Linked DNA regions of Mus musculus: region 2 is linked to region 1. The links are chromatin loops, found by intact Hi-C in ENCODE. Cell type or tissue: heart. All regions are shown on one strand. Links, peaks and the distances in the headings refer to the core of each region. The heading gives the core; the rest is flanking DNA.

Region 1 (8,897 bases), core at 444-8,443:
GGAGAAGACAAGGCTATGAGTGGGCAGCCAGGGGCCCCTCTATCTGTAACCCTGCAGTCTGGCTTTGTTGAGCCTCAGTTTCCCCTTTGGGAAATGGGATGATGCTCTGTACTTGGTTATGGATGTCTCAGTTCCTGGTACTGGAAGGCCTTGAATATACCCTCTTTATCCTGGTATGATGGTGCACACCTTCCATCCCCATCCTGGCAGACAGGCGGGTGGCTCTCTGTGAGTTCCAGGCCGGCTTGGTCTCTATATACTCGATAGTGGTCTTTCTCAGACTCCTGCTGCCATTTGTCTGCTCCATCCCACCTCCCAACCCCCACCCCTTTTAAAAATTGACAGGGAAAAGATACTGCCTGCTGTGACCAGCCTTTGGGAAGGTGAGGCAGGAAGATTACAAGATCCATCAATCTGAGCTACAGAGCTTTGGGCATCCCTGACTCACGAAGGTATGATGTGTATGTGGCTGTAGCTCTGAATACACGAACCAGGCCCAGGTCCCACCCCAGTGCACATCAGCTGGGTGTGGCACACATGTCTGATCTCAGCATAGGGAGGGAGGAAAGATGATCTGGAGTCAAGGTCAGGGCTGGTCAGTTTGGTAAAAGATCTTGCTGCCAAGCTCAATGATTTGTTCAACCCTTAGAACCCAGATGGTAGGAGAGAACCAATTCCTTCCTACAAGTAGTCCTCTAACCCCCAAACACGTCCATTGACAACTAAGAAATAAACATAATTTTAAAATCAAACAAAATTAAACAAAGGTCTAGAGAGATGCATCGGTAGATAAGCTCACTGCCTGTGCCTGCAGAGAACCTGAGCTGGGACCCTGGAACTCACGTGGCCCAGTCACAACCCTTAGTCCAGTTCCAGGTCCACAGGCCTTCATAGCCACCTGCATACACGGGCACACAGATAACTAAAATACATTGTTACACTAATTAGTTGCTAGCTAAATTAAAAAAGAGGGGAGGAGGGCTGAGAACGGGAAGGGAGGGGGAGAGGCGAGGAGGGGTGAGGAGGGGCAGGGTGGGGCGGCAATTGGAAGCTGAGACCCGGAGGTAATCTGTAGATGTCTGATAAGGCTGGAGTTGTAGATGGGGACTGGAAGGGCAGCCAGGCACGTGGGGTGTACTGAGGCAGGGTCTCTCTAAGTACTGCCCGGGGTGGGGGGAAGGCCCTGAAGGCATTAGCACATTTAACCAGAGGGCTGCCCAGGTCCAAGTCTCCTGTAGTGGCTGCAACTTTCACCAGCCCAATTTTCAAAGTTGTGTACCTGGGCCCCTGGGAGGTAAGGAGCCTCCCGACATGGAAGCCAGCCCTGAGGAGGGAGCTCGGACCTGCAGGTCTTTGACTTCTATTCCTCACCAGTACTTACAGATATTGAGGGACACGTGGCCACACTGAGGCCTGGCACAGGCTAGTAACCCACCAAGAGTCTTTGGCCCAGAGTGACTTTTCAGGCACAGGGGCTGGGAGCTGCCCTCTGGGTGGGGTCTGGCCGAGTTATATCTGGCACAGCCGTTCCCTTTGGGTGGCTGCAGCTGCCCAGGCGGGGGCCACAGTGCCTGCTTCACCACCCGTCCCGGCAGGTGCCAGTGGCCGCTTTACATAGCCACGCTTGGCGTCCTTCGCTTGCCTCTGCCTGGCTCTGAGCAGGGGCCACGCGGACTGGAGAGATTGGGCCTTGGTCTCACTTCTACTTTTCACTTTTACTAGCCTGAGGAGAAAAGCGCTTGTCAAAGGGACCTGGTAGTTTGGGTATGTGCTCCACCTGGATGCCATAGGGAAGGTACAACTGCTTCTAGTTGGCCAGCCATATAACAGACTAGGCTGTGGTGGCCAGGGCCTCTGGGCTGCTGTGTGGCCCCAGGCTAGTGTCTTTCCTACTCTGGGCCTCCATTTGTAAGTCTGGAAAATGAAAGTAATTACAGCAGTATCTTTATAATCCGTCACTTCACTCCAGTTTGTATTGGGAGGCCTTAGAGGAACCAACCAAACAACCGGCCTCCCAAAGGGCAGTGGTGATGCACACCTTTAATCCCAGCATGAGGGAGTCAGAGACTGGGGGAATCTCTGAATCTGACCAGCCTGGTCTACAGAAGGAGCCCTTAGGACAGTCTGTGCTATACAGAGAAGTCCTGATTCCAAAAGCCAAAACAAAACAGTCTCATTGTGTAGCCCTGACTGGCCTGGAACTCACAAAATTTCTCTTGCTTCTGCTTCTGAACACACAGAGATTAAAGGTGTATACCACCATGCCTAGATCTCTCTCTCTCTCTCTCTCTCTCTCTCTCTCTCTCTCTCTCTCTCTCTCTCTCTCCCACCCCACCCCGTTTAAAGAGCACATGTATTTGCTGTATTGTACTGTGTTTGTATAAGCCAGTGGACAGCTTGCAGGACACAGGCCCTGGGTATCCAACCCTGATTGTCAGTGGCAAGTGCCTCCGATGAGCCATTTTGTTGCCCCCCTTTTGTTTGGGGTGTGTTTCTTTTATGAGATAGGGTTTCCTCTCTGTAGCCCAAGCTGGCCTGGATTTCATTATGCAGCCAAAGCTGCTCTCAAAAAAATTTTCCAGCCGGGCGTGGTGGCGCACGCCTTTAATCCCAGCACTCGGGAGGCAGAAACAGGTGGATTTCTGAGTTCGAGGCCAGTCTGGTCTACAAAGTGAGTTCCAGGACAGCCAGAGCTACACAGAGATATATGTATATGTATATATATATGTATATGTATATATATATATGAGTATATAATATATATGAGTACCCTGTCTCACACCAGAAGAGGGCATCAGATCCCATTACAGATGGTTGTGAGCCACCATGTGGTTGCTGAGAATTGAACTCGGGACCTCTGGAAGAGCAGCCAGTGCTCTTAACCACTGAGCCATCTCTCCAGTCCCTAAGGATCATGTTGAGCTCTAAATTCCTGTCTCCACACCTGGAATGCTGTGTTTATGCTGGCGGTGGAATTCAGGCTTTTACAAATGCTGGGTGAGAGCTCTACCAACTGAGCCTCAGTAGGAAGCCCTGGCTACTCTTCTATTCATTAATTTCCAAGTTTTAGTTGTGTGTATGTATCTGTAAGGGGGTTTGTGCACATGAGTAAGTGCAGATGCCCTCAGAGCCTCTCGATCAGGGTGCTGGGAACTGCACTCCCATCTCTGCGCTAGCTCTTGATCACTATACCACCCCTCCATACCATTCTGTTGCTGTTGTTTTGAGATGGGGTTTCACTATGTAGCCCTGGCTCTCCTGGAACTCACCCTGTAAACCAGGCTGGTCTCGAACTCACAAAGATCTGCCTGCCACAACCATCCAGCGCACACCCCAATTTTTATTTACTTTATATTGTGTGTGTGTGTTTGCTTGCATGTATGTGCACTGCATATATACCTTCTGCCTGCACAGCTTAGAGGGGGTCAGCTCTGCTGGAGCTGAGTCACAGATGATTGTGAGGGTGCCGTGTGGATGTCGGGAACTGAACCTAGGCTCTCTGCAAGAGCAGCAGGTGCTCCTAGCTGCTGAGCCGCCAGTTCTCCAGCTCCGGCCTTGCTTTCACTTGAACATGGGTCTCTCTCACAGGCTGGTTCAGGCATGACCTGGCCTCCTACTTGGTTTTTCATTTAGGACAGAATCCAAGCTGTGAAGGGGAAAACTGGCCCAGAGAGGTGACGCCACATGCTCGGGCTGCCCAGCGGCTAGAGAAGAGGCTGTGGCTCTCTAGAGGGCCTCTGTGATCCGATCCTCATATCTCTGGCCGCAGGCTTCTGAGGGATGTGGAAATGGAGTCTCCCTCCAACCTCACAAGAACAGTCCAGCTCATGGCAGGAGTCGAGTCGGGCTTAAATAGCGGCTCCCAAAATATCAGGCCAAGGATAGGCTGAGCTCGGCGCGGGCGCAGTTGGCTCACTTCGTGGTTTCCTGCTTGCTAAGATGTTTCCTGCCGATAGCCACTGGCAGCCTTATCTATGACCTGGGGGACACTCAGGGGACAGGCTGTCCTGGCCCTGGCAGGGGCTGTGAGGATGGGGAGGGGGCAGGGCCCAGATGACCGTGGCTGGGCACTTTCGTGCACACAGATTTTGGGAAAGAACACTGTATTCGGAGTCCCGTGCCATACTGCTGAGCCCTGGATGTCTCTGCTTTCACCACTCTCCAACCCTCTGTGTCCATCAAGGGGCTCCAAGTCCAGGGGCACACAGATGTCCCCGGCCCTGAAACACAAAAGTGTCTGGAGGAGGGTCACTGCAGGTGAAGTTTCACGGAAGTTCACCAGGAAGATCGTTTGGAAGGGGTGACCAGGCTAAAGAAACACATGTGGGAATGCTCAGAGTCAAGCTTCTACTGTCCCCATTTCCCAGAGGAGGAAATGGAGGTTATAAGATGGAGCTCTAAGTCTGAAAGTCTGATTCTTTAAAGTTTTTTTTTTTTTTTAACTTTTAAAATTTGTGTGAGTGCATGTCCTTATGCCACGGTGTACATGGAGAAGTCACAGGGCAACGCAGGGGAGTCATCTCTCTTCTTCTACCACGTGGGTCCTGGTCCTAAGACTTGGCATCAAGCACCCACAGAGCCCTCTCGCCCCCTGGAAATCTGATTTTTCCCCTCTGCCCTCACTGACCAAGACAGACTTTTGGAGAATTCCTTTGCTATTGTTGTGGTTGTGGTTTTGACCTAGGGCCTTGTTCTGTGGCCCAAGCGGCCTGAAGTCAGTCTCCTGCCTCAGCCTCCCCAGCGCGGGCACACACCACATCGCCACATCACCAGGCTCAGAATATTGTTCTTTTATTTTAAAAACTCGGGTTTTTTCCTTTTCTTTCTTTTTCTTTTCTTTTCTTTCTTTCTTTCTTTTTTTTTTTTGAGATAGGATTTCTCTGTGTAGCCTTGGCTGTCCTTGCTCTCAATTTGTAGTCCAGACTGGCCTTGAACTCATAAAGATTCAGCTGCCTTTGCCTGTGTCTCTGCCTCCCTGGTGCTGGGACTGAAGTTCTGTTTCAGCACATCTGGCCCTTAAAAAGTGTTTTTATTACAAATACATAAATGACACTCAACATATGACTACCTGTGTGTGTGTGTGTGTGTGTGTGTGTGTGCGAGCGCGCGCGCACGCGTGTGCACATTTGCATGTGTGGGTGATCAGAAAGGAAGTTCATTGCTATGAATTCACTGAGACATTAAAGACATGCATGAGTGACACAGTGACAGCCTTCACTTGAAATAGGAGCATCTCATTTTCTCACTCCCTACAGCTCATAAAATCCTGCAGGGCATCTGCGTGTATGGGCCAAGATGAGGCACTTGCCATCAAAGGACCCACAGGGAGGAAGGAGAGACTCCTACAAACTGTCTTCTGACCTACATACATGGTACACACACACACACACACACACACACACACACACACACACACACAGAGAAATGTTTAAACAGGTGTGTATCAATGGAGGTTCATGGCCAGCACAATGGGACTCATCTACACTGTGGAATATTATTCAGCCTTGAAAAGGAACAGAGCTCTGACTCACATTGCCACAAGGACAGACCCTGGGGATGAGACACTGAGTGGCAGAGCCAGGCATAGAAAGCCCCACAGGATGGAATCCCACTGCCATACAGTACCCAAATCAATCCAGACTGACACAGGCTGCCAGGGGCTGAGGGAGGGAGTGGGCCAAGACTGCTGTTGGATATGAGTTTTCTTTCTGGGTAAAAAGAGTGTTCTGGAACTTAGTAGAAGTGATAGTTGTACTACACTTACTTCTGAATTTCACCAATGTATTTCATGTGGATTTAAAAATCAATTAAAATAGTTTGAGGGGCTGAGGCTATAGCTTAGCTGTTAGGGTGCTTGTAGCTCATTTGTTAGGGTGCTTGTAGCTCAGTTAACATGCATGATACCCTGGGTTCATTCCTAGCACCACATAAACTAGATGTGGTGGCAGTCACCTGTCACCTCAGCACTGAGGAAATAAGGCAGGGAGATCAGGAATTCATGTTACCTTCTACTACTTGGCAGGTTGGAGGGCAGCCTGACTGCATGAGACCCTTACAAAAACAAAAACCTAAAGTTGTGTGTGGTGACTTGCACCTGTATTTCTAGCACCATGACACTGAGGTCCAAGATCCATTCAAGTCTGTGGCCAATCTAGGCTATGTAGTTTGACTCTGCTCCCCAGATGCACACACATATTTATATGCGTATGTATTGACTTATTTACAATTACTTTATTATGGTGTTATGTGTGAGTGGTGCGTGCACGTGCACATGCACGTGGATGTCATGGATCTTCTGTCACTCTCCACCTTATTCTCGAGTCAGAGTCCAGACTGGCATCCAGCAAGCCCCAGCTCTGGGTCACAGGCTCGCAGCCATGGCCAGCTTTTTACAAGGATTCTGGGATCCGAACTCAGGTCCTCGTGCTTCCATGGAAAGCTCCCTTGCCACTGAGCCAGCCCAGCCCACTATGGATTTTCCAGTGTGTAACAGGGATGGGCTCGGGGCAGAATTCTATACAACCATGGAGGAATGCTGGGGTTCTTTCATCTGGAGATTTCGGTTGACTTCCTGCATGCATCCCTCAATCCCATCACAGTTCAGGCCCTTCTGAGCCCATTTCCCAGACAGGGTATGGAGGGGTATGGAGGCTCGGATGCTGGCAAGAAGTTGAGTCAGGGTGGCAGTCAGGTGCGACAGGCTCCAGCATCCTCGTGCCTAGCTCTCCCTCCTGTGCAGCGGGGGGGGGGGGGGGGGGGGGGGAGGTGGTGGAGCGATTGTGAGCATGACCATGTGACCTCCCACAAGTTCTTCCCGTGGTTCGGCTGCTGCAGCCAGGCCTTCTGGGAAGCCATCCCAGGTGCAGCCTGTTTCTCTTGGAAGCTATTTGGGTGGGAAACAAGAGGGCAAGCGGAGCCAAAGGGTGGAGCCTGTGCAGGAAGAGGCAGCACTTAGGACCTGTGGTATCTCCTGCTCTGCTCTCTTGGACTTCTTGAGAGCTGTTGCCTGTTGGACTCAGTGTCTCTGTGTGAGAGTGCTCAGATGTGTGCAACTGCATGCACACAGAGGCCACAGAAGTACATCAAAGATCATTCCCTATCACTGTCTTTGCCTTACTCCTTTTGAGGTAGCCACTTCTTGAATCTAGACTGGTTTTTGAGGAATGCTGTTAGTCAGCAAGCCCCACTGACTCTCTTGCCTTCCTTGATAGATATTGTGGGATTCCCAGTTTTTTACACGGGTATTCAGGTCAAAGATCATGGGTGCACATGCTTGCACATGCTTTGTTACATGGGTATACAGATCAAAGATCATGGGTGCACATGCTTGCACATGCTTTGTTACACAGGTATTCAGATCAAAGATCATGGGTGCACATGCTTTGTTACATGGGTATTCAGATCAAAGATCATGGGTGCACATGCTTTGCTACACAGGTATTCAGATCAAAGATCATGGGTGCACATGCTTGTACATGCTTTGTTACATGGATATTCAGATCAAAGATCATGGGTGCACATGCTTTGCTACATGGGTATTCAGATCAAAGATCATGGGTGCACATGCTTGCACATGCTTTGCTACATGGGTATTCAGATCAAAGATCATGGGTGCACATGCTTGCACATGCTTTGCTACATGGGTATTCAGATCAAAGATCATGGGTGCACATGCTTGTACATGCTTTGCTACATGGGTATTCAGATCAAAGATCATGGGTGCACATGCTTTGTTACACGGGTATTCAGATCAAAGATCATGGGTGCACATGCTCACACAGCAAGTGCTCATAACTACTCACCTCTTTTTTAAAAATTTTTTGAAATTAGGTATTTTCTTCATTTACATTTCCAATGCTACCCCAAAAGTCCCCCATGCCCTCCCCCGCCCTCACCTCTCTTGTCTTTTGGGAGAGAGAGTTTCTTCAGTAGTGTAGCCACTGGCTACCTTGAGCACCTCTATACTACACCCTGCATGCTGCTGTAAGCAGCCATCGTGAAACTCATGGAGTGATCAAGAAGAGGAGGAGGAGGAAGAATAAAAAGAGCAGGAGAAGGAGAAGCAGCAGGAGGAGGAACAGGAGGAGGACTAGTTGGGAAGAGAAAAGAGATCAGTGGGTGTGGAAGTGGGGTAGGAGATCATGGGGGGGGGGAGAATACGATCAAAATACATCCCATGCATGTATGAAAACACCAGAATGGAATTCAACATGCATAATTCATACACACAAATTTAAAACTTTAGGGCCCAGAGAGAGGTAAAGGTGGTTGTTAAGCCTCGGGAGTTGGTATGGTTCAAGGAGACAGCTGTGGCCAGTTCCCACTGAGTTTCTCTTCTCAGGTACAGCAGTGGGCACAGAGCCGAGACTGCAAAGTGCTTGTAACCTGTATGAGCTGGTCCCACTGGTAGGGCTACAATCAGAGCCAGATATCACTGAGTGTTGGAAAGGGTATAGAGCAACTGGAACGTTCTCCCTCTCTGCTGCGGAAGAAAAGCTTACCAGCTCAGAAAACTGCAGCATCCATTAACCTGAGCTCAGGAAAATTCCAACATCTCTGCTGGACACTAACTACACCTCTGCCCTAGTGCATGCTTGAAATGGCTTTGTGCCCACGAGCTCAGGTAGCACAGTAGGTGGTAAGGACCAACAGGGAAGGGGTCACTGCACAGAGGTTAGCAGGAGAGCAGGCCAGACTGTGTACGAAAGCACTTAGGTAGAAAACATCACCGGCTGAGGCTTCTGATACTGCTATGCCGATACTGAAGTTCAAGGACACGAGTCACAAGAGCAACTGGCAGCAACTGCAGAGACAACACAGCCGTCAAGGGTGCATACTGCTCCCTCAGAGGACCCGACAGCTTCCCAATATCCATGTAGGACAGCTGACAACTGCCT
Region 2 (8,897 bases), core at 454-8,453, 55 kb before region 1:
AGTCTCAAAATTCTTTGCACAGTTGCTCTCTCTGTTGGCAGGAACTTGGCCTAGTATCTCCTCACAGAGTTCCAGCTCAGAACCAACAAGGCGTTCTCCCAAAAATCTGAGTATCTGATACACAAGGGAAAGGGTGCAATGGGCCAGTGAGGAAAGGGGGTGCTCCTCCCAGCTAAAGGTCATCCCAGAAGAACCGTGTTGTTGACACCAAGCTGATGGTTGCCTCCCCTGATCATGTCTCCCCTCCAGTGCTCCCTAGTGCCATCTACTTCTGCAGCCCCTCCCTTAGAATATATTCCTGCTGGACTGACCTCCCTCCCTGAAGTTCCACAGACAGACATCTCCCCTGACACCCTAAAACCCTACCCCAGGAAACACAGATCACTGCTCCATGGACAGGGAGACCCCTCAAAGATAGAGACTGTAGGACACACTGTGTAGTCCACACTCAGTAAATATGTCGACAGACTGGCATGAAGAGCAGGTACAACCAGAAAGGTCCTGGGGTGAGAGGTCAAGAACCATGACTGGGGGCTGGAAAGATAGCTCAGTGGTTAGGAGCACTGTCTGCTCTTCCAAAGGTCCTGAGTTCAAATTCCAGCAACCACATAGTGGCTCACAACCATCTGTACAATGCTACAGTATACTCATATGCGTAAAAAGAAATAAATCTAAAAAAAAAAAAAGCCACGACTGCATCAGACAAAGGGCCCAGGTTGGAGACAGTGGTGGCATCTCAGGGGCTGGAAAGTTCACACACCTGCAAGGGGCGCCATTGAGGCCCAGTCTCCCAGTGAATCGCAAAGAAGTGGTTCTGGCTGATAGCATGTGTAGGTGTAGGTGTCTGCATTCCTGGATAGAGAGCCCTCTGGCCATTCCTAGCTTCGGGCTATTTAGATGGCTAAGTCCAGGACTTGAGCTGCCAGGTGTCTCCTTGAGCCTAGGTCTGGGCTGAGATCTGAGTCACACCTTCACTGCACTGTTTTGCTTTTCAGGGAATGCTCTGAGGCCTAAGTGCCCCAGGGACCTAGGGTAAAAGCCTCTTTTCTGTCCTGTCCTGGTAGAAAATTTCCTAGAAAATGCATATCTGCTGGATGTTCAGAGTCTAGAAAGAGCACACAGGTAGTGGTGGGGCTCCCAGGAAGTACGGACATGGGCTGTGGTGGTATCTGAGCAGCTGAGTGTTTCTAAGTATGGGAAGGGATGTGCAGAGAGGGCTTGACTGAGAGCCAAGCCAGAGTTCTGGGTTTTCCACCCACATTCACACCAGTTGCCCGTGGCCGTACTCTGAACCCAATATCAGAAAGGGTCAGCAAGATGGCTCTGTGGGAAGAGGAGCTTGCAGCCAAACCTACAGAGAGGAGTGGGGAGAGAAAGGCAAAAATAAGTTCATAAAATAAAATATAGGGAGACCAGGCATAGTGCCTGCCACCCTCACATTTAGGAAGCTGAGGCAGGAGGATGACAAGTTTAAAGCTAGTCTGGGTTGCATTGTGATATGTCTCAAAAACTAACTGGAGCTAGAGAGATGAACTGGCTCTTACAGTTTAGTTTTCAGTACACACATAGCAGTTCACAACCATCTGTGACTTCAGGTCCAGGGAAACCAATGCTCTCTCTGGATCTATGGGCAAATGTGTGTGTATGTACACACACACACACACACACACACACACACACATTTGAACCCAACACTGAAGAGGCAGAGACATGTGGATCTCTGGAGTTGGAGGCCAGCCAGTGGACAGTGTGAGTTTCAAGACAGCCAGGACTGCACGGTGAGAGTGGTCTTATGTTCTCCTAGGCTTGCTGAGAGGACAGGAAGTGGATCCATTGAGGAAGTCCAGCATGCCTGTGCCAGGAGGATTCTGGAGGGGCCACAGGTAGGTGTCACAAGGTGGCACTCTGCACAGGCTCCTCCACATCACTCCTGACTTCCAGGGATGGCTGCTGGGGACATGAGGCTGAGGCCTCAGGAGTAAGTTCTGAGTGGGTGAGTGGATGGGGAGAGAAAGGGAAGCTGGTCTCCTCAGTACATGGGAGACTGAGGAAGGAGGATAGCTGAGTCTGAGCCACCTTGTCTAAAGAAAGGAAGGAAGGGAAAGGGGGAAGGAGAGGCAGCTGGCCTTGACCTCTGTGTAGCTGAGGGTGCCCCTGAAGTGATTCTCTGCCCCTGTCTCCTAAGTGTTGGAAGGAAAGGTGAGCATCGTTATAACTGGCTCTCCTGGTTGTTCTGAGACAGGTTCTATAACCCAGGCTCACCTTGAACTTGAAGGAATCCTCCTGCTTCAGTCACCACACTGGTCATTCATCTGTGCAGGCCCACTCCTAACCGTTTTGTTCTGGCCCTGAGAATCTCATCTGACCCATAAGGGATAGGAGACGTCTCCTTCTGGTAGCTGGGGGGGGGGGGGGGAGGGGATAGCTTGTAGGGGACTGGGAACTGGAGTTGGGGACCTGATAGGTGGCTGGGATGAAAGACTAGTGGGGAGAGACTGGGGGAGGGGACTGGCTTTGCTCAACACTCAGGTCCCAGAGATGACCTAGAGTCCCTTGTCAGTCAAACTGTGATGGAGAGTCACTGGCACAGGTAGGCCCAGGGTACCAAACACTGCCCGTGCCTTTGGGCCAGCCAGCCAGCTTGAGCTGTAGGGGTTACTCCACAGTTTTTCTGGGCTGAGCCAGGGACTCTCCCTACTGACAACACCCCTCAGGGCCCCATAAATTCAGGAAATGCAGTGGGGTCTTCTTTCATCTCCATGCCTGCACCCATCTGGAGGCAGAAGCCTAGTAAAGTGTTCATCCCTTCTCTCCTGTGTGATCCTGCCCTCGGGACCATCTGAAGTCCAGCCCTAGACACTCATGGGGGGTCAGTTTGCAGGGCCCCCCTGTCCATACTGCATCCTGTGGGCTCTCAAATGTTTACTATAAAGTGGTATAGTGGGGGCTGAGAGGAGATGGCTCAGAGGTGAAGCAAGCCAAGTTTGATGCCCAGCACCCTTGTAAATGCAGCATGGGGGTGGTAACCGCCTTCAATTCTAGCCACGGAAGGGATGGCAGAGACGGGATCCCCAGGGCAAGCTGGCTAGCCAGACAAGGTGAGACTGGGGGCTGATTTAGAGATCCTTGTCTCATTGTCTACGGTGGGGAGAGAGGATTCGGACATTGACCTCAGGCCTGTGCATGCACTTGCACACAGGTGCTGTAGGATAGCTGACACATTAGAAACGCCGTGAGGCTGTACTAGAGAATACTAGAAAGAACACAAGAGACCAAACGTAACCTCAGCATCTATTTGCATAAGCACTCTCTAGAATATCTAAATGAAATATTACGAAGGATGGGGGGGTAAGACAGAGGGGAAAAAACATAAAAACTGCTTATCATTCTGGAGAGAAGAAAGGCTACACCGGTAACTACAACTTTGTGAAAGCAATTCAGCCAGGAACCAGGGCCTACCCCACCCCATTGACAAAATAAGAAAGGTTGGGTTGGGTGAGTTATAGAATGTGAAGGTTTTTTTTTTTAAAGTTAATATGTTATGCTTATTACATTTAACATATTTATTTTGTGTGGACATAGGGGTGGAGGTCAGAGGATATCTGTAGAACCCTGTTTTCTCTTCCTACTGTGTGGGTTCCAGGAATGGAACTCAGGTGGGATAGCCTTGGCAGCAACCTTTATCCACTGAGCCATCTCTCTAATCCTTGATAGTTCCCATTTCCTCTAAGGCCCTGGCCTGGTGCACATGCCTTTAGTCACAGTTCTCTGGGGGCAATGGCAGGTGGCTCTATCTGTCTTGTCCAGATTGCTGTAGTGACTTCCAAGCCAGTCAGGGCTACATAGAAAGACCCTGTCTCAAACAAATAAACAAATAAAACAAAAAACAGACTCAAACAAGGCTGTGGTTAACTTTTCCAGAGGGAAGAAAATGGTTCAATGTCCTATCTCTTGCCCGAGTTCCCAAGAATAGTCATTGAAGCTTTCTTCACACCTCTCTGCATGATGTGCTCCTCCTTTTTTTAGCATCCAGAGCAGGGTGCTCTGCCTCAGCCTGACTCATCATGGCAGGGTCTGAAAGTGTCTCCAAGGAAGGCAGGGGCTGCCCAGTGCATCTAGCTGGAACCTTAAGGGTGACAATCGAAAATGTCTTCAATGGGTCTCCCTTGGAGTCCAGAGTACACACAAGCTGACCCTTGTCTGAGTTCCGAGAACCCAGGCCACATGCTCTGGGTTAGCCTGTGGGGTACACTGCTGCCCAAGCAGCATGCTGGAGGTACCTCTCCGTTGGAAGCAAGCTGTCCCGTGCCTCGTGGCTTCCCAATTGACCTCTTACTGGCCTCAGAGCCCTCCAGAGGAGAGCTAGAAGTGTTCTCCAAGAAAAAGTACTGACTCTACCCTGGGCTGGGGACAGCAATGTAGTACATTTGAAACCAACCTGGGCTACCTGAAAGCAAAAAAGGAAAATGGTTCGTGGCTCTAGTTTGAGGCAGCTTTCCTGGGAAGGCTGCAGGTAGTTAGTTACATGCTGAGGGTGTGGCTCAGAGGCAGATCAAGCTCTGCCCCAGCAAAGCAAGCCAAATCAACAAAACCCAGATGATTAAATCATAGCAGCACGGTGGTGCAGTCCGGGCCACGATTCTGGCACTACCAAACAGAAACAAACACGAACTCTCTTTGAGAGCTTTCTTTTCCCCAGGACAAGCTCCAGCAAGGAACTCTGCTCCCGCTCCTGGTCTGGCTGAGAGGCCACCTTGAGACTCTGGAGTTTTGCAGAAGTGGTCCGCAAAGGGCAAAGAGCTCACCCACCCTCCCTCTGCAGCGGAAGTGAGCCTCAGTATTTACTTTCAAAATATGAATCACATTATCATCATTTCTGCTTTTCACAGATTACCAAAGAGTTGTCAGCTGTTTCCAAGGTCGCCGTGGGAGGGGGAGGATGGAGAGATGGAGGAAATCCCTGCTGCTGTCGCAACTGGGGTGAGAGTGCTTTAAAACTGGGCTCTACCTAAGGGTTTTCACTTTCTGGAAGTAACTTGGGCAATTGTCAGTAGCCATAGTTACTGGGGCCCAGGGTAGAAGCACCTACTAATGAAAGGGAGACTAGGGTAGGCTGGATGCCCACAGGCATTGCAGTTCTCCACACAACCCAGATGGGTGACTACAAAACCACCACCACCACCACCACCACCACCACTGTGCCCCAGGCATGAGGGACATGTCACCCCAGCCTATCCAAAATAACGAAAAGCAAAGTCAGGTGCCACAAGTCGCCATGCTCACATGTGACCATTCTCTGTGGTGAGACCAAGAGGCAGCTCAACTGGGTAAGGATCCCAGCAGCCATGCTGATGAAAGGCCAGAGCTGAATCCCAGGAGCTACAGAGCAGAGCAACTCTCGAAGTTGTCCTCTGGTGTCCACATTACACGGCTACCTACGCAACTCTTCAAAACACAGAATAAATGCAGTACAAAAAGGAGGGAAAGCCCCTGAAAATGAAAGGCAAAAAGCTTATACCATGGGTTTTACCCCTATAAAAAGACCAATACCAATATCTGAGAGGCAGCCGCAAAGCGATCTGGTTTGTGCTAGCTTAGTATGCGTATTTAAAAAAAAGAAATGAGCAGAGGGGAGGGCCTGCCTTTAGTTCCAGCACTCAGGAGGCAGAGGTAGCTGGATCTGTGAGTTCTAGGCCAGCCTGAGTTCCAGAACAGTCAGGGCTACAGAGAAACCCTGCTGGAAACACACACCCACCCATACATTTACCCACACACACACACACACGCTCGAGAGCGTGCGCGCGCGCGCACACACACACACACACACACACACACACACACGTGCGCTCGCCAAAACACCTGCACGCTCCATAAGTTTGGCTAAACCCCAAGATGGTACCAGGAAAAGGTTTTTAATTTTCTTTTCTATTTTTCTTTCTAAAAAAAGGAATGGTCAGCCACATCAGTGGAGCCAAGGCTTTTCCCACTTGGGATACAGGGGGTGGGGGTGGGGCAAATTATGGCTCAAAGTAGCAGACTTAAAAATAACCTGTGCTCAATCCTAAAACACCATGTTTACATTTATAGCGAACCCACAGGCCTTGGCAGCTGGGGGCTGCAGCTGGTGACCTTGGCCACAGGCACTGACTGCTCCCTGTCCCCTCAGGACCTACCCTATCCCCAGCCACACCACTACCGTGATTCCTCCAAAGATCCAAAACTTTAATTAAAAAAAAGTCGTATAAAAACGAAGCAGGCGGCAGAGATGCCATCGTCTCCCTTATAGAAATACAATCGGTCATAGTCTTATATACAATATTATAAAAACGTTGGGGACAGTAAACTCAAAGGCATTTCTCACAAGGCATCTAGCCTCGATCCTCTAGTGGGGACCCGAGGGAAATAAGTCAATTATTGCACCATTTTGAAAACATTCTTCACAGACTCCTGTCTTCTTTCCTGGGGCCTTCAGTCACTGTGGGGGCCAGAACTGGTGGCAGAGTCATTTTCCTGTGGCCACACTTGTCCGGCTCTGTCCTAAGGTCCAATAAATAGCAGTCTGTTTGCAAGGGGACCGTGCCCCGCGCGTGGAACCTGCCACAGTCGCGCATGGGCTAGCCGAGTCGACCCAGGCTACATGTGTCGCTTCATGTGCAAGGCCAGGTGGTCGGACCTGGAGAAGGCCCGGTCGCACAAGTGGCACTGAAAGGGTCTGTGACCTGTGTGCTTTCGGTAGTGGCGGGTAAGCTCGTCAGAGCGCGCGAACTTCCAGCCGCATCCTTCCCAGTTGCAATGATAAGGCTTCTCACCTGCATCAGAGAGGAATGACATTGAGCCTCAATTTCCCCGAAAGCCTGCTCTGGGCACCCTGCACCGGATAGCACTGCCCTCTCCCTCTCATCTCCATCCCACATCTAATCTAAACAGAGAACCTTGGGCTCCTGAAGCTGACCACTAGCAGGCTCAGGTGCATTCCTCCCCTAACATTCTGAGATTAGGTCTGAATTCCTGATTCTTCTGCTCAGTACTGAGATGACAGGCTCAGGCCACCATGCCAAACTTTATATGCAGTGCTAAGCCCCAGCCCAGCCCTCCACAGCTTCTTAATTATGTCCCGAATTCTTGAGACCTGAGTCCCTCGGAGCCAACCCATTAAACTGCCACACCCCCTTGGCAGTGTCATAGACTCTGGGGACAGTATCCATTTCCCTTCTGGAGGATGGACAGGGTCTTCCTCTGTAACCTAGCCTGTTCCTGAACTCGCGGCCATCCCCCTGCCGCAGATCCCGGGAATGAGGCCAGGCGCCCACCTGTGTGTGTACGCAGATGCGCCTTTAGGTGCGAGCTCTTGGTGTAGGTCTTGCCGCAGTTGGTGTAGCTGCAAGTATGTGTGGCGGCGCGCTTGCGGGGCCAGGAGCGGCGGCCGCGTTTGGGCTTGGCCTCCAGCAGCTCCAGCGGGGACGAGGGCGGCGTGAGGAGACCGCGCGTGGCAGGTGGAGCCAAGCCCAGCGCCGCCGCCGCTGCCGCCGCGTCCTCGAAAAGACCGAAGGCGCCAGGCGCGGGAGGCCCGTAGTGCAACGCGGGGCCGGGACCGCCGAAGCTGGGGCCGGGACCGAAGGGCGGCGGGAACGGGTTGCGGGGACCGGACGCCGGGATGCGCAGGGGGCCGTCGGGGCTGAGCGGCGGCGTGTCCGGGGGCGGCGGGGGGCGGCCGGCGGGACCCCGCATGCATGCACCTGTCGCTCCTGGGGCGCCCTCGAGCTTCAGCCCGCGCGGTCCGTGGGCCAGGCCCGGAGCGCAGCCGTAGCCGCCGCCGTCCACCTCGGGGGGCTCGGCCTTCACTAGCCGCCCGGGAGGCGCGAGGAGGAAGCGGCCGTGCAGAGCCGGCCCCTGAGGCGGGTCCAGGTCGGGGCGCAGCAGCTCTGTTCCCAGGCTGGCCGCGGGGATGCTGTAGGGCGGCGGAGCACCCGGCTCCGGGTAGTAGAAGGCAGGCGGCGGGGGCTGCGGCGGGGGCTCGGGAGGATTTTCGGCGCCCAGACCGTCCAATCCCATGGAGAGGATGAAGTCCAACACGTTGTTTAGGTCCTCATCCGTGCCGCCCGCCTCGGGTTCATTTCGCGGCCAGCGCTGCAGGAGACAGGGCGCGGGACGTGAGTGGGGGTGCCTCCTGCTACCCTGCACCCCAAAGTCTAACAACTAGGCCCTCAAGATCTGCACCCGGTGCACGGCATCCCTTCAGCGCGCGTGTCCTCAGTCCCTGCACCCACCTCCTGTCCCACAGCCTGAAGTCTAACTCCCTGAGGCGGTCAGCACCCTGGACCTTGTCATCTCCAGTACTGGCTCCTGCACCCTGTAGCCTGGTACCTTGCTACCCCGCCGCCCGCGGACCCTCGCTGCCCTCACCTCCTGGAGGCCGCGCTCGCACGGGCTGGCGAAAGTGGCAAAGGACGGCAAGATAGGCTCGCTGAGCGCCATGGCAGGGACTGTGTGTGCTGTGGCCCGGCCCACCCAGGCCTTATAGGCGCGGCAGGCACAGAGGGCCGGGCTAGGAGGCGTCGACGGAAACGCGTCCCGGATGGGGACGAGCTCCGGGCTCAGCCTAAATTTAGCCGCGGTATATAAGCCTGGCGGTGGTGGCTGTGGCGGCTACTGCGGGAGCCCGGACTGCGCTCCTCAAGCCCCGCCCCCGCGGCCGGGCCCCGCCCCCGACCGTCCCTATGGCGACGGCGTCAACAAACCAGGCACAACAGCATAGTTAGCGCGCGCGGGGGGCGGGGGAGGGGGTGGCACCTGGGACTCCGCGGGGAACACGGGTGACGAGGCTTTCCCGGTATCTCCCCAGCCTCAAGCCCCTGGAAACCTGGACCGATGCATGGGGAGTCTGGGGTCACAGTGCT

What was found. Hi-C counts contacts between places; a loop is a spot of excess contacts. Peaks named below come from ENCODE experiments on the same cell type or tissue, not always from the same donor. Only the 100,000 strongest peaks of a DNase experiment are listed, where the experiment ranks them.
Region 2: it touches region 1 in a loop (3-fold over the local background); 10 of 42 quality-filtered maps call a loop at or near these places.

Annotation. Positions count from the first base shown.
Region 1 is chr8:72,263,539-72,272,435 of GRCm38, reverse strand. No RefSeq gene overlaps it. Among named protein-coding and RNA genes, the nearest start is that of Gm51537, 14 kb to the left of the region's middle. In heart, for the core only: no CTCF peak of the experiment used is centred there; DNase peaks (open chromatin) are centred at 1,185, 1,652, 3,895, 6,855 and 4 weaker places; H3K27ac peaks cover 2,951 bases.
Region 2 is chr8:72,318,656-72,327,552 of GRCm38, reverse strand. It overlaps Klf2 (Kruppel-like factor 2 (lung)), which reads right to left and starts at 8,491. Exons shown (of 3, transcript NM_008452.2): 1 at 8,404-8,491; 2 at 7,311-8,127; 3 at 5,899-6,809. The coding sequence starts at 8,475. The coding sequence ends at 6,634. In heart, for the core only: no CTCF peak of the experiment used is centred there; DNase peaks (open chromatin) are centred at 3,002, 4,202, 4,902, 7,232 and 4 weaker places; H3K4me3 peaks cover 3,669 bases; H3K27ac peaks cover 1,877 bases; H3K27me3 peaks cover 561 bases.